2 separate regions of the Homo sapiens genome follow, and region 2 is linked to region 1. A link is a loop called in an ENCODE intact Hi-C map of the cell type or tissue named here. Cell type or tissue: heart left ventricle. All regions are shown on one strand.

Region 1 (8,000 bases):
ATTCTGGCAGGACCCACCTGCAAATGAGAAGATTTCCACAGACAGGCTGGTGGATGAGCCCAGGCAAGTCAGTTATACGTTCAAACTGAAAGAGACTATAAAAACTTGATTTTTAAATGACTAAATTCAACAATGATAATCACCCGTATTCTTATTTCCTAGGTCAAGGACAGAGGGGAAAATGGGGAAAGGACAAAAGAGGGGGCCACTGCTTCCATTCATGGTCAATAAATGTATCACAAGATACAGACCTGAACTAAGAATTCTTCTTCTTCTTCTTCTTCGTTTTTTTTTTTTTCTTTCGAGATGGAGTCTCGCTGCAATGCCCAGGCTGGAGTGCAATGGTACAATCTTGGCTCACTGCAACCTCTGCTTCCCGGGTTCAAGGAATTCTCCCACCTCAGCTTCCCAAGTAGCTGGGTTAACAGGCACATGCCACCATACCCGGCTAATTTTTGTATTTTAGTAGAGACAGGGTTTCACCATATTGGCCAGGCTGGTCTCAAACTCCTGACCTCAAGTGATCTGCCCGCCTTGGCCTCCGAAAGTGCTGGGATTACAGGCGTGAGCCACCACGCCTGGCCAGAATTATTCTTTAGTAGTAGAAAAACATCATATTCTCCCTTGTATTTAGATTTTATCATCTAATTGCATATTCCCATTTTTGTGGTTTTCTGGAAAATGCTTAAAAGCTAACTTTCTGTACTTTCTGAATAAATACTTTAATAAGTACACAGGAGAATATTGGGTTCTTAATATATTACCTGACTTCTTAAGTAGTTGTAGTCCAAGTTATGTTATGCATTTTATACCCAACTGGCTAGCTTGTGAATTATATAGACACTCACATAGGTGAAAATTAACTTTATAAAAAAAGTACAGGATCCTTGACCGATGTGCCAGCCTTTTAAATGTATCTGTAGCATCACTATCATCTCCCTTTTTCTAATAATAACCTCTTAAACCACATACTTTTGAAAGTTCTGCTCCCCTCTTCCCCCTACATCCAAAAATTCAAAATCAGATCAGACAACTGTCATTCTTCCACATTTAAAGGTATCTCAGAAGGCAGGAGTAGCTGTGTACACATAAAGGATGCAGGCTTTGTCCCACAGAGAGTTAAATTAATATCCTGGCTTGACTAGTTCAACTTACCGTACATCTTCATTTGCCCAGGAACACAATCTGTAGCCAACTGCTAACCAAGTCAATATGTGGTAAGACTAACAGCCACCCTAACCTGCCTTGATAATTATTCTCCTTTAACTGACATAATATTCAATATACTGTTGTTGAGAGCAATAATGCTAAAATTGATGCCTTGAGGGCTACAAGACAATTGAGTTTTAGCCAGATAAAATGACTTGTACACTAATAGAGCATTATGGGGTTCCACAGCCTTCGGACACACATTTTATAGCCTACTTTTACAAAAACGCCATATACAATTATATTCAAAGTAATTTGTGCACACCTTATCATTACCACATACAATCTTTAAAATATTGGCCAATTATCAAGTAACATTACTTTAGAAGAATGGGTTTACTTTTACAGTCTCTCTCTTTTTTCTTTACAAAACAAAGCATTTTCTCACTACAAAAGTGGTAACAGTTTTGGTGTTCTGGGACCATTTGCTTTTTTTTCCAAACCGAGAACTGTTTTAACAAAGAACAAGTAGATTATAAATGCTGAATGACAAAAACCATCATTTAAATAAAATCTATATTACATCAATTCTACCAATAAAACAAGACAGAAACTAAACCTAGAACTCCTCTAATGTAAAAATCATCTATCGTTTTCTCAAAATGTCAATTTTAGACTGAATGGAGAAATATTATATTAAATTTGAGACTGTCAAAATCTATATTAAAATAATAAAAATTAATTATAATTTAAGTATTACAATAAATGAAAATGCTCTCTATAAGCAGTATTTCACCCTAAAATAAGAGATTTATAAATTTTAGTTCCTGGTTTTACTGAATTTTCCTCTCAAATTTCATTTCTCTTGCAATTTTGTTTCTTTAAATCAAGCTTGTCCAACCCACAGCCCACGGGCTGCATGTGGCCCATGAAGGCTCTGAATGCGGCCCAACACAAATTTGTAAACTTTCTTAAAACATTATGAGAGTTTTTTTTTAAGCTCATCAGCTATTGTTAGTGTTAGTATATTTTATGTGTGGCCCAAAACAATTCTTCTTCCAATGTGGCCCAGGAAGCCAAAAGATTTGACACCCCTGCTAAATACTGGGCCCTCCCATACAAAGAAATACAGAGTACATTTACATTTTTTATACCTGCATTAGAGATATGTTCACAAGTTGGGGAAAAACTAACATCTAAATAATTATTTCAAGTAAAATAAAAAACAGGCACTGGCCAAGGCAGAACAATAGGACCATAACACAGAAACATTATCAGGCTTTATGTTTACTCCTATCAAAGTGCTACCTGAGCTTTGTTAAAATGGCAAACCAACATAGCCCTGCACATACCTATTTGTTTGGACAGAAAGATACAATGTATATGCTTGTGTCTCTGCGTAGGTATACAGGTGTAAGTATCTTAGGCAACACATACACATGAAACTGAAATACAATATTAATGACAGAAGTATAAGCAGCATAGTGGAGGTAATAAAGATGGTACCAGATTGGGGCAAAACACTTGTTGGTTTGGAATAAAGAAAGGACTGTTAGCCAAGCTAACAGTTCCATACAAACAACTGTAAGAGGTTTTTCTCTTTGTGTAGGGTAAAATCCATTCAAAACAGACATTAATAATCACGCTGTAGAAATGACTGTAGAAAGACGCAGCACTGTATGCATCTTGGGGCCAGTATAAGCAGGGATTGTGAAACCAGTTCCTGATTTATTTTTCCTGGCCCCTTCCTCCTAGATCTTGTTCCCCCTCATGCCCCCTGACCGTCCAAGACTTATCTTCCTACTTTAACCCACTGAAATGTCCCCATCCTGAGGCAAATGAGATAATGCTTGTAAACATTCTGTATAAACTGAAAACGTAATATATAATTGCTACTATTATCACCATCATCTCATCTTTTGAGGGCCAAATTTTCTGTGTCTTCCCAGTTGAGATTCTCACTAAATTAAGACGTCATTCTATTCTGAGAGCAGACAGGTTATTCCAACTCCCTTCCCTTTCCCTACTTCTACTTTCTATCCTTCCACTGCTCTCCTGTCCCAGCTAACAGCTGGAGGTACCACACAGGAAAATGACAAGAATCTGTGTGTTCTGATGCCAGGTTAAAACGAGAGGTAGACTGAGGCTCCCCACTCCTCACATGCCAAGCTGGCAGCTAATGCCCTTCATGTAACACACAGTAGCTCAGGGAATAAACAGTGGAGATATGTCTAGCACTATACAAGGCTGGCACAGCCAAAACCAATTGTTTTTGAAGGGGTCATGTCTCCTGGTATTATCCTCATGGGAAATTTGAAAAATTGCTTCAGATTCTACCTTCTCAAATTGAGATGTCCTTCGGCGAGAGGGGTATTTCTTCATCATCCAGTGTAGCCTCTTTGGATCCTGGGATCTCCCAAAATGCTGTTCTCAACATTGACCCCTCAAGGGTTACAGGAAGACAGATAGCCATAAACACATTTCAGAGGCAAAGTATACAGTGCAAATAACACATGACACATTGCAAAAATGAGATGAAGAAAGAGAGGGATGGGAGATGGGGGTGCATGAAGGCTGTGGGCCTCCCAGAAAACTCTTAGAGCCCTTACCAGGTCAGAAGTGCCATTGACACAAAGGAGACACTCAAGGCTGGAAGAACAGGTTCTGCAAAGACGAAATCTAAAATCATGTCTGTGTGTTTCAGAAGGTAGAAATCTGAAGGCTATCATGTGAGGGTTTACTGGTTATATAAGTTTATATGGATTATAGTTCTACCTTTGAGTTGGCTGAAAAAACAATAAATAGTAAAATGTGTACCTTTAGGTACAAAGACAACCAAGAAAAACACCGTACCTGCAAACTGAGTATGAGAAAAAGCCCTAATAAACCCAAATGAAGGGTAATCTCAGATTTTCACACACCCATTACCCGCCTCAAAGAGCCCTCCTTTTTAATAGGGTTATAATAAGACTTGTTGAAGAAGCCAGAAAGCCCATGATGTAGAGAAAGAGTTGAATTCAAAAAGGTGCAAACAAAGGTAACGCAAGTCAAGAGGCCAAGTTTTCCTTCTAATACAGCCTGAGGCCCGATGGTGGCCTGCTTTGTCTCTCTCCTTTCCCCTTCCCTGACAAGCCTGCTGAAACGACCACTTTAACCAGAGGAGGGTGTGCAGCCCTTCCTGCGAGGTTTGTCAAGGACTCTCACCCTTCCCCACCCACAGTCGGCCCCGGACACGGGCGGCGTTCAAGTCCTCTCCCTACCTGAAGGATGTATCCTCGGACATAGTCCCGCAGAGTCCAGCCAAGGCCGTGCAGTATGTGCAGTACCTCCTCTTGCTTCAGGACGCTGAAGAGACGGTCCAGCAGGATCTTTAGCCGCACAGGCACTGCTTGTGTCCCATAGAGCATCAGGCTGCTGATGTCAAACACGACGTTGGACTGCACAATCTCCACTTGGGTGGGGTGGTACAGGTGCTGCGTGCTGAGCTTATCCAAGGCTGTGGTGGTCCCGCCAAAGTTCCAGAGATGGGGGTGTTGGGAATAAGATAAAGAGAGAGAACAGGAGTTAGAAATATTGCTGGAAGTTACCAGGGCTCCATTTCTACACATGAATGTTCGCCATAGGTGTTTAAGCAAGATCTTGCAAAGAAAATAGTTCTCTGACACCTCCTTTCTGTTTTACCCCTTTTCTTTCCTATTTTTTTAATTGGATGTGTTTATAAATTGCAGGCAACAACAAATAGAAAACACATTCAACTTTCAGATAAAGAGTCACTGAGGGGGTTTTCAAATGACCGTGGCTGGTGCTAAAAACCTCATTGATTTGTTAACTGAACTGTGTTTCAACCCGAGTGACGATGGTGTCCCCTACCCCCCACCAAAAACAAAACAAAACAATTCCTAACTCATGCCATATGGGCAGGCTCAGTGAATATCACTTTTCTGAATAAGATTCACCCCTTATAATACCTGAATGGTTAAAGAGGAGGAAGAGAGTGTTCTTTAGACGACAGGGGTGAAAGACCTAATTTGGAGGGAATAAGGAAAGCTGACATCTGTGTGGAGGGCTAGTAATTTAAGTCAAGTCATATTAGCTATAGGGGGTTATCCAAAAACTTAGTTCTCTCAATTTCTCTCGTTAGTCACCTGTTAGATAGCTTTTGTGTTCATTGGCATGTTTTCTGAAAGTTATTCAGGATAAAAAAGAAAATTAAAGTCATAATTTTAAAAAGAAAGAAATAACAAGTCACTTTGTTAATAGCTCTAAGGGTACAGATGAAAATGGAAACAAATGACAAACCAACATTTGAGAATTTCTGGTGTATTTCAGCTAACTGTATTATCTCAGTAGAAAAAGCTGAGGATGACCATTCTCAGAGTAAACACTTTTAATAAAATGAAAAGTTCAACAATTGGGTGCTTTTTCTCCTCAAATTTAAGAAACGCCATCTCTTCTCTAGAACTAAAGGCCAAAATAAGGTCATAAATTCCAGTCCCCATCCATATCTGAGTTACTGCACACCCTATTGCTGATAATATAATTACATTTTGCCTCAGTTTCTCAAGCAATAACACTGTCTTATCTGTAGGGCTTAAAGAGATGCTGCAAAGATTAGTGAGATAACGAGTGAGAGGCACTCTAAACTCCTTAAGAGAACACAAAAGGCATTCAAAACTGTCAGAATTATATGCATATGCCCATTTAGGAATTAAACAAGATGAACACATAAGCCTGAAGGATGGTCATCTAACCTCATGAGTCAGGCAAATGGGTATCAGCCAACATCTAGGCTCAAGTCATAACTACACCTAAGTTATGAACCTAAGGTTTCTGCAAATTCTAAACTACAGTGTGGCCTTTCTCAGCGGCTTTTCCTAACACCTTATCCCTAATGGTACGGGCTACACTACACGTGCATTCTCAGCAACTCCTATTTTACTACACCAATATTACTGCATAATCATGGAGGAATTTAAAAGTGCGTGCACACAGATTTTTTAGTATTTCATATGTATTTTTTCAGGGCTCCTCCTCCACTCTCATTTCCTCCTGACTTGTGGTCACTAGAGAGTTCATGTACTCTTGATAAATTGCTTTCTTACATCCACAGTGTAAAGGCCCTTATCATTTACCCGCTGGCTTCATTCAACACATTTACTCCCAGGAATACTTTGTCAAAGAGTTCGGGTTTTCTCATACTTCATTTCTTGCAGCTGATTTGTCTGATCTTCCCTATTCTAGTGGTTAAGTCAACTTTGAATAAATAGCCTTAAAAATTAATTTAACGTTTGGGAAAGATAAGGGCTTCACAAGCCTAGGGATTGAAGTTTTCTCTCACTCCACAGGGCATTTAGACTGCAAAAAAGCAGGGATGGGGTATTACTATCCCTGTTCTTCTTCAAGTACAGCTTAACTACTCAGCCTTCTGATGAGTGGCTGCTCTGCTAACAGAATCCAGTGACCAGATCGGGGGCGATCTGCTCCTCCTCCATTTCCCTTCATCAGCTCTCCTCAACCGTTTCAGATAGTTCTTTACAAAACAGACTTCTATGACAACAGCAAATATGAAACTGACAGGAGTCAGTAGAAAGGAAATAAAATGACACAAAATCCTGATTTTTGTGTGTGTACTTGGCACCTTGCATGTCTGCATTAAATACATGCAGGTGTGTGTGCAAATGCGTTCAAATTGTAGGTGAAAAAAACCACAATCACTCTCCCTCCCACTCATTAAAAAAGGTTGGTTGTTTTATTTTGTATTATTTTTTAAGACGGAGTCTCGCTCTGTCGCCCAGGCTGGAGGGCAGTGGCGCGATCTCGGCTCACTGCAAGCTCCGCCTCCCAGTTTCACGCCATTCTCCTGCCTCAGCCTCCAGACTAGCTGGGACTCAGGCGCCCACCACCACGCCTGACTAATTTTTTTTTTTGTATTTTTGGTAGAGACGGGGTTTCACCATGTTAGCCAGGATGGTCTCGATCTCCTGACCTCGTGATCCACCCGCCTCGGCCTCCCAAAGTGCCGGGATTACAGGCATGAGCCACCACACCCGGCCAAGGTTGGTTGTTTTAAAGATGAAGAGCACTAAACTGTTAAGGGTACAGAAGAAAAGAGAATTAAAAGAGCACAGAAAGAACAAAAATATTTCCCTAGATATGCTTTCGAGAACACCTGAGACTGAGGATATTATAAGGACACTAGTTGATTCTTCTTCATAAGTGTACCATATGTTAGTAAGTATGAATACAGCTGGGCAAGGTGGCTCACACCTGTAATCCCAGCACTTTGGGAGGCGAGACGGCAGATTGCCTAAGCCAAGAGTTCAAGACCGGCCTGGGCAATGCGGTGAAACTCCCACCTCTACAAAAAATGGAAAAATTAGCTGGACATGGTGGCGCCCACCTGTGGTCCCAGCTACTCGGGATGCTGGAGTAGGAGGATTATCTGAGCCCAGGGGAGATCCAGGCTGCAGTGAGCCATGATTGTATCACTGTACTCCAGCCTGGGCAACAGAGTGAGACCCTGTCTCAAAAAAAAAGAAAAAAGTAGAAAAACTGTTATAAACCACATAAATATAGAGCAAAGGTCAACAACTTATTCTATAAAGGCCAGATATTAAATATTTTAGGTTTGTGGGTTATGCATTCTCTTTCACACCTATTCACCTCTGTTGTTATAGCAAGAAAGCAGCCATACACAGATAAGACTTAAACTATTAGGTGTGTCAATGTTCCAATAAAACTGTACTTAGGCCAGGTGCAGTGGCTCACACCTGTAATCCCAGCGCTGTGGGAGGCCAAGGCAGGAGAATTGCTTGAGCCCAAGAGTTTGAGATCAGCTTAGGCAACACATT
Region 2 (8,000 bases), 57 kb before region 1:
GAGGCCACTCAAATGAAGAGGAACATGCATTTCTCAGAAATGACAAGATCTGGTAATGACAAAACTTAAGAGGATCAGAGGTAAGGGTCAAAATAATTTTAAAAAACACACATAAAACTCCTACAGCACACGCAGTATTCCTTCAAAATAATTTTTTTCTAGCTATATTGGATACCTTGATAGCTGGGGAAATGGCAGTAATTCTAAGAGAGCCTGGGAAATGGGAGGAAGGCTTAAGAAAACAGTGAATTTAGTTTGGGCCATATTACAATGAAAGAGGATGGAAATTTATCCAACTGAAAAAGTCAAGTGAGCAGCTGAAGATATGCATCATACCTTGTTCACATGTGCACTCGCTCATTAGGGGTGGATTACCAGTCTCTAAGGGTTATTTCACTGCAGTTTAGTTTCATCTCTTTTTAAGTTATACAGAAACACCAACAAAGAAAAAGTTACTACTACATGTATGCTTACGCTACCAGATTAATCAAAATCGTTTTTCTTCTTTAAAATATATTGATGTCCATAGCATGCTAAATAAACAAAACTAATAAACTACACTCTGGTATGCTCACATACTTCCGCTTTTACAAATCAATTTAGTCAAGGATCAGTTATTTTTTCTCAGACCTGATTATAACCGTTTCATCTACAAATACGATTTTATCATTTAATGAAATATTATAAAAACCAGTGAAATACGATTGTAAAATAAAAAGTTCATTCTATCAAAATTAAGTTGAATGCTTTAGGGAGTCCTGACAATGTTTTTTTCTTTTTTTTCCCCACCCTTAAAAAAAAAACAAAAACAATCCTGCTTTCACATGGTGTGGGCAAGACAAATGCAAAATATTGGAGGATTGGATGATTCTACACTCAACCTATTCATGTCTAAGTTCCAGGTTCACTTTAAAGCAGCAAGAGGTGAAAATCTTGGTGATACATCACAGTTGTGGTATATGTAAGAAGTCAGAACTTTAATGAGCACAACCATCCATACTTAAGTAAAGGCCTTGGCTAATCTCAAAATGCACATTTCTATATTTTCAGCTAAAAATGCTTAAAACATGTAGTTTGTTTGTTTTGGTAAAGATTCACCACTTCAACTGATTAACTGGCTGTTGGTCCTGGTTGTGAAAACAGGAGGAATTTTCTACTGCATATGATTTCTTTAAAGCAACAAAAGCCTCTGAGAATTAACTTTAATATGTGTTTACCTGGCAGGTTGTAAAGGTGTTCCTGCTGTGATGTATGGTCCACTGAGAAATCATATGATGTATTTCTTGTCTTTTAGGAATACAGGTTATGCATCGAATAAATACCAAAAGCTCCATCCTTCGAGGGTGGTAAAGGCCTGCCCATTTTTTTTTTTTTTTCTGTATAGCTATCCATCAAGTCTACTCAATTAATGATGAGTAGTAAGCATCATTACAAATCAGTCACAGAACACTGCTGCTAAAATCTTTATGGGTAATCTGAAATGGTGTGTCTTCAGTCTGGGTAGTCTGAAACGTTGTGTCTTAAGTCAACTTAACATGTAGGTTAAGTTTTTTACAGGCATCACTAAGATGAAATTCGTGATCATTAGTATAAATAACATTCAGAATATTATGATGCCATTAAGAAAATGTTTCCTGGTGATCATCCATACTGCAGAGTATGAAACAGACTTAGAGCTCCCCTGCTTTATTTCATTTTTATTGAAAAATTTCATAGAGGAAACTGTAATTGAATGATTAAGCCACTTTGTTTTCACGTAAGTCCTATTTCGAAGAAATAAAGTACGCACGCAGAAAAAGCACTCATTATCAACACACAGGTAAGCAAAACCACTGATCTGTGTTTCTCAGAAAATACACTAAGGTGCTCTATCCATTTCCCAACCAGTGCATCCTGATAGGTTTTAGACTCAGGAAACAGTTACATCTACCTTATCTGACCACATCCAGATCTGGCCAACAACCTGAAGTTAGAAGCCATCAATTCAGAAGATCTTTTCAAAGTACAATATTGATACAAAAATGATTTGAATTTTTAATTAGGGGTGGGTATGTGTAAGAGGGAACAAACAACTCATTCATTCAGAGCTGTCTTGAGCACCTACTGTAATAAACGTGGCAACATGGTAGGTAGACTAGGTAGACTAAGGATGGATGAAATCCTGAAATAATCTTCCAGTTCTATGCTGGCCTCTGTCCCTCCTTTCTCCAGTTAATAAACATTTAAGACATGCCTATACTGTGCTATGTGCAGACTGAGACTACAAATCCAAATAAGACCCTCAAGGAGCTTATGTGGTTTAATGGAAGAGCTAGGCAAAAGGATAAAAGTAAGGCATTCAGGTTGCTCCCATGCTGGGAAAGGGTACTCTACTTGCACAGCAGGGGGCTAAGGCAGTCCTTCTAGCAGAGGTGACTTCTGAGCCATGCCTGAAGAGCCAAACAGGTGAAGATGAACCATCTAAATAGATGCAGCAGTAAGTAGAAAGGCACAGAGAGTGGAGGAAAGCATGGCGTGTTTAGAGAGAGCAGAAAGATGGAAAAGATGTGGGCATGTAGGACATGAAGAAGTCTGATGACACACGAGGGTAGAGAGGCAGGCAGGGGCCAAGTTCATTCAGTCCTCCACTCAACTAATAGGTCTTGACCATATGCTGCATGTTTGGTTTTGTCCTAGGCACTGGAGATACAACACTGAATAAAACAGACAAACCCCTACCCTGGTGGAGCTTAAATCCTGGTGGAAGAGAAACAGACACACTAAATAAAATACGAAATATATTAGAAAATAATTTTCTTTTTCTTTTTTTTGGAGACGGAGTCTTGCTCTGTCACCAGGCTGGAGTGCAGTGACACAATCTCGGCTCACTGCAAACTACACCTCCCAGATTCAAGCGATTCTCCTGTCTCAGCCTCCTGAGTAGCTAGGATTACAGGCCTGTGCCACCATGCCCAGCTAATTTTTATATTTTTAGTAGAGATGGGGTTTCACCATGTTGGCCGGGGTGGTCTCGATCTCTTGAACTCATGATCCACCTGCCTTGGCCTCCCAAAGTGCTGAGATTACAGGCATGAGCCACCGAGCCCAGCCAGAAAATAATTTTTAAGGAAGAAAAGACAAAGTGGAGAAAGAGGACCTGAAATGGTGTGGGTGAGGAAAGGCTGAAAATTCAGATACAGCAGTCAGGGCAAGAGTCATTGAGATGAGTTCTGAGTCAAGGTCTGAGATGTGAAGGCAAAATTTTTCAGGGAAAAGGAACAGCGAAGAAGCCAGTGTGACCAAAGTTGAACAAGTGAAGGAGGGAGAGAGGAGATGCAGTCAGAGATGAAGGGAAAAGGAGACACGTCATGTAGGCCTGGCACGTCCTGTAGGGTTTTGATCAAGATTTGGCAGGCCGTGTAGAAGAGTTTGGATTTTCATGAGAACACATGGACACAGGGAGGGGAACATCACACAGCAGGGCCTGTTGTGGGGTGGAGGGCTGGGGGAGGGATAGCATTAGGAGAAATACCTAATGTAAATGATGAGTTGATGGGTGCAGCAAACTAACGTGGCACATGTATACCTATGTAACAAACTTGCACATTGTGCACGTGTACCCTAGAACTTAAAGTATAATAAAATAAAATAAAAGAGTTTGGATGTTCTTTCAACCCAGGAGAAAGTCAATGACGTATCATTAGCAAGTGTGACTTTCCATGAGTTGGAGTAAAGAACAGGTTGGCGGAGAGAAGATCAGTTAAGAGGTTCTGCAGAGATCCAAGTGGATAGGGGATTATTACAGCCTGAATAAGGTGGTGATAAATCATCAGCCTCTATCTAAATTATTAGCAGATCCTAAAAAAGGACAGTCGTAGTTTAACCTCATTGGCTTTCTTGGCCTAACATGAGAGAGGGTAGCAGGAGGAAAAAAATCAACAGCAAATATTCCCAGATATTATTTAAATTCGACATAAAATGAAACACTTTTCTGTTCCATATAGTGAGATCATGCCATGAACTCTGAGGATTTGGGGCTCAAAGGCCAAAAGACCACTGTGGACTTAAGCAGATCACATACTCAAAAGCACCAGCATTGTGACGTGAATGTCAATCTGAAAAATAACATGGTTCCTGGGTTGCCTGTAAACAGTGCTTGCGTTCTGGCTAGAGATTTGGGTCCGGTCCTTCTGGGGACAGGGTGCTCAACATATGCACTGCCCAAAGTGCCACCAAAGTGGCAAGTGGTGCTGAATGTAGTTCAGGCCTGGCTCACCACGGCCAAGCCATGTGCTCTGGTTTGGGCTTTATCCGCTCAGAAAGAACACCTTTTCTAATTTCATAAAGGCTCAACATGAGCTTGCTAGGGCCCAGTGGCTGGGGCTTAGAAATCTGCACTTGATTTCATGGCTCTCTGAAGGTTAACGAAGACTCAGACATCAGTTTGACTCAAATCTGTAAAACTGATCCTAACGTAGGAAATGGCTGAGACTCTTAGGAGTGTTACACTACCCTGGACTAGGCAGGCTCCTACTACAAAATGTTTTGTTTTCTTTTTTCTTTTTCTTTTTCTTTTTTTTTTTTTTAAGATGGAGTTTCACTCTTGTTGCCCAGGCTGAAATGCAATGGTGTGATCTTGGCTTACTACAATCTCCACCTCCTGGGTTCAAGTGATTCTCCTGCCTCAGCCTCTCAAGTAGCTGGGATTACAGGTGCCCACCACCATGCCCGGCTAATCTTTGTATTTTTAGTAGAGACAGGGTTTCGCCATGTTGGACAGGCTGGTCTCTAACTCCTGACCTCAGGTGATCCGCCCGCCTCAGCCTCCCAAAGTGCTGGGATTACAAGCGTGAGCCACTGCACCCAGCCCTTTAGAATGTTTCATTAAAAACAAAAAAACAAAACAAAACAAAACAAAAACACCATAATGATACCAGAACCCATATCTAATGTGGTTCTGTGCTTCTTTTACTAAGATAAAGAATTCGGAGTCTACATTTTCTCCCTAGTCATGATTCTGTTTAGGACACACACAAAGAATATAGTTTATTTCTTTAGAACTAGGATTGGACTATTAAAAATAGCACCATTATTGTGACAATGACAAATATTCAGAAGAGCCCTAAGTTGTGCTTAAGCACAATTACCTTAATGTCAGTTGATATTTTATGATACAACTGTGAGGCACTTTATTTTTAAGGCAGTTTAACCTGATTCCTTCATGCCTAAGAACAGACATCTAAGGTTTAAATCTAGGATTCTTAATAAGATGATTAAGCAATGCTCTGCAGTTTCTTTAAATATTTAATATAATTTTCATCACATAAATATTTACAGTTTATATTTTTTCTTGTGTTTATCAGGAGCAGGGGATCCATATCTTTTTTAAAGATGGGGAGGGGATGATCTCAACAATCAAAATATTCTACCAAGCTCTTTAGAAGCCCAGGCTATGGTGAGAAAACCTTATTCAAATATGTCTATTCAAGCCGATGCTGTATTTACCAGACACCCAGTTGCTGTTTATAGGGCTAGGATCTGGAAGGTGTTTGCTTCTAAAGGATCTTCTTACCTCACAACTTTGGTTCCATCATCACATCAGCAGCCTCTCCGCAGTACTACTACCATCATCAACATGGCATTAGATATGCACGATGCTCTTTTTCTGAAGATAGCAGAGTAATTCCACACACATTAGGTTGTGATCCATATGTTCTGCAGAGTCAGGCATTGCCTGGCAGGAAGGGGAAGGGCTCAGAGAGTCTGTTCACCCTTGTGGTCACTATTGTGCATGGCCACTCTGGTAGCCTTTTTGGAGCTCTAATATCAGAAAGGGGTTTCCTAGTCATCTCAAAGTGTGGAACAGGGAAGTTCCCTAAATACCCAGTTTATGATGTAGGCCTAATTTCTAGATATTGCAGAAAACAGTATTCAGTATCTCATTTATCCTAAAAACATTTCTGTGAAGTAGATGTAGGTAGTTATTATTCTGTCCATATTAGATGATGAAAGTATAGCACTGAAAGTTTTAATAATGTTAATCCAAGTTGGTTTTATCAGCAAAAGCAGAGACCATGCCCTTTGACATATGTCTGAATATTACATATTCTCTAATTCATGAATTCATTCTCAAATTCCTATTTATTGCTTATTATATGCCACACATTATACCGGAAACCAAGTACCCTAAATAACAAAACAGAAATGATCTCTGCTCTCATGGACCTAAAAGTTTGGTGGGGGAGATGGGTATAAATAAACAAATAGGTAAACAAATATAGGACTACAAGGTATAAAAATCGCTCTAAAGAAAATACGTAGTGGCTAAGAAAAAAGGGTAAAAGTCATTTAGATTGGGTGGCATTTAAGTTGAAAGTAAAGTCGGAATTAACCAAGTAAAAAGGTTGGGCTAAAAACATCCACCAACATAAAGGACATACTATATACCCTGGAAAGAACAATTATACAGAAAAACGCAGGTTAGCCAGTCATATCTGTGAACAGATAAAGAGACTTTAAGAAATTCTCTGTTTTCCAAGATACTTGTACATGCATGTTTACAGCAGCACAATTCACAACTGCAAAATCGTGGAACCAACCCAAATGCCCACCGATCAATGAGTGGATAAAGAAACTGTGGTGTGTGTGTGTGTGTGTGTGTGTGTGTGTGTGTGTGTGTATGTATTCCACCATATATATATTCCATCATATATATTCCATCATATATATATATTCTATCATATATATATTCCATCATATATATATTCTATCATATGTATATATTCTATCATATATATATTCTATCATATATATTCCATCATATATATATTCTATCATATATATATTCCATCATATATATATTCCATCATATATATATTCCATCATATATATATATTCCATCATATATATATATATTCCATCATATATATATTCCATCATATATATATATATTCCATCATATATATATATGAATATATGATGGAACACTACGCAGCCATAAAAAGGAATGAATTAACAGCATTTGCAGTGACCTAGATGAGATTGGAGACTACTATCCAAAGTGAAGTAACTTAGGAATGGAAAACCAAACACCGTATGTACTCACTGATATGTGGGAGCTAAGCTATGAGGACGCAAACACCTAACAATGATACAACGGACTTTGGGGACTTAGGGGGAAGAGTGGGAGGGGGGTGAGGGATAAAAGACTACAAATATGGTACAGTGTATACGGCTGATGGGTGCACCAAAATCTCATAAATCACCACTAAAGAACTTACTCATGTAACCAAATACCACCTGTACCCCAATAACTTATAGAAAAATAAAAAATAAATAAAATCTATAATCAAGAAAAAAAAAAGACCCCCAAAAAATTATATGTTTTCTTCTGTCTCCTACCTTAATTTATGATGCCTCATATTGGGAAACAGACCTTTACCGACAATGAAGAAGCCTGGATTCCAGGTCCAGCTCTACCACTGATTCTAAATCCTATTGTCCAATTCTCAGTGGCCCGCAGAGGAGGTGCGTGTCCCTGCCAGGGGTTGTCACCATCTTCTCTGGGCTACTGGATATCAAATAGTAGAATAATGTGAATACAAACAACAGAAACTCTACAAATACTAGACAGATTGAACATATTTAATAACCGTTTTATTAGTTAACACAATTACTATACCTGCCATAAGAAAAGCACAGGTATGTTCAGCACTTACAACAAACCACAATGTAATCAAATTCCCATTTTAAAATATGGACGCTAATGATTATAGTTAAAATACACTGCACTCTTACTATTTGTTGGGCATCATGCCAAGGACTTTCTTATATAAATAAGAATTAAATCTCACTTAATTCTTAGTAAATCTTCCAAGGTGGGTATTACTATTCTCATTTAACAAATGAGAAAACTGAGGCTCAGTCAGTTAAGTTACTTTTTTGAGGTCAATGTGGAGGTTACTGCTTACTTAGGCAGTCTGATTCCAGAGCCTATGTTTAGAAATTAGTTTGTATTAATC

Evidence for each region. A loop is a pair of places that touch in the nucleus more often than their neighbours do. Peaks named below come from ENCODE experiments on the same cell type or tissue, not always from the same donor. Only the 100,000 strongest peaks of a DNase experiment are listed, where the experiment ranks them.
Region 2: it touches region 1 in a loop (5-fold over the local background); 3 of 110 quality-filtered maps call a loop at or near these places.

What each region holds. Positions count from the first base shown.
Region 1 is chr9:16,548,121-16,556,120 of GRCh38, forward strand. It overlaps BNC2 (basonuclin zinc finger protein 2), which reads right to left. Exons shown (of 7, transcript NM_017637.6): 5 at 4,410-4,645. Among named protein-coding and RNA genes, the nearest start is that of BNC2-AS1, 170 kb to the right of the region's middle. In heart left ventricle, no CTCF peak of the experiment used is centred here; a DNase peak (open chromatin) is centred at 4,401.
Region 2 is chr9:16,491,361-16,499,360 of GRCh38, forward strand. All of the region lies in intron 5 of BNC2 (basonuclin zinc finger protein 2), which reads right to left. Among named protein-coding and RNA genes, the nearest start is that of LINC03041, 220 kb to the left of the region's middle. In heart left ventricle, no CTCF peak of the experiment used is centred here; no DNase peak of the experiment used is centred here.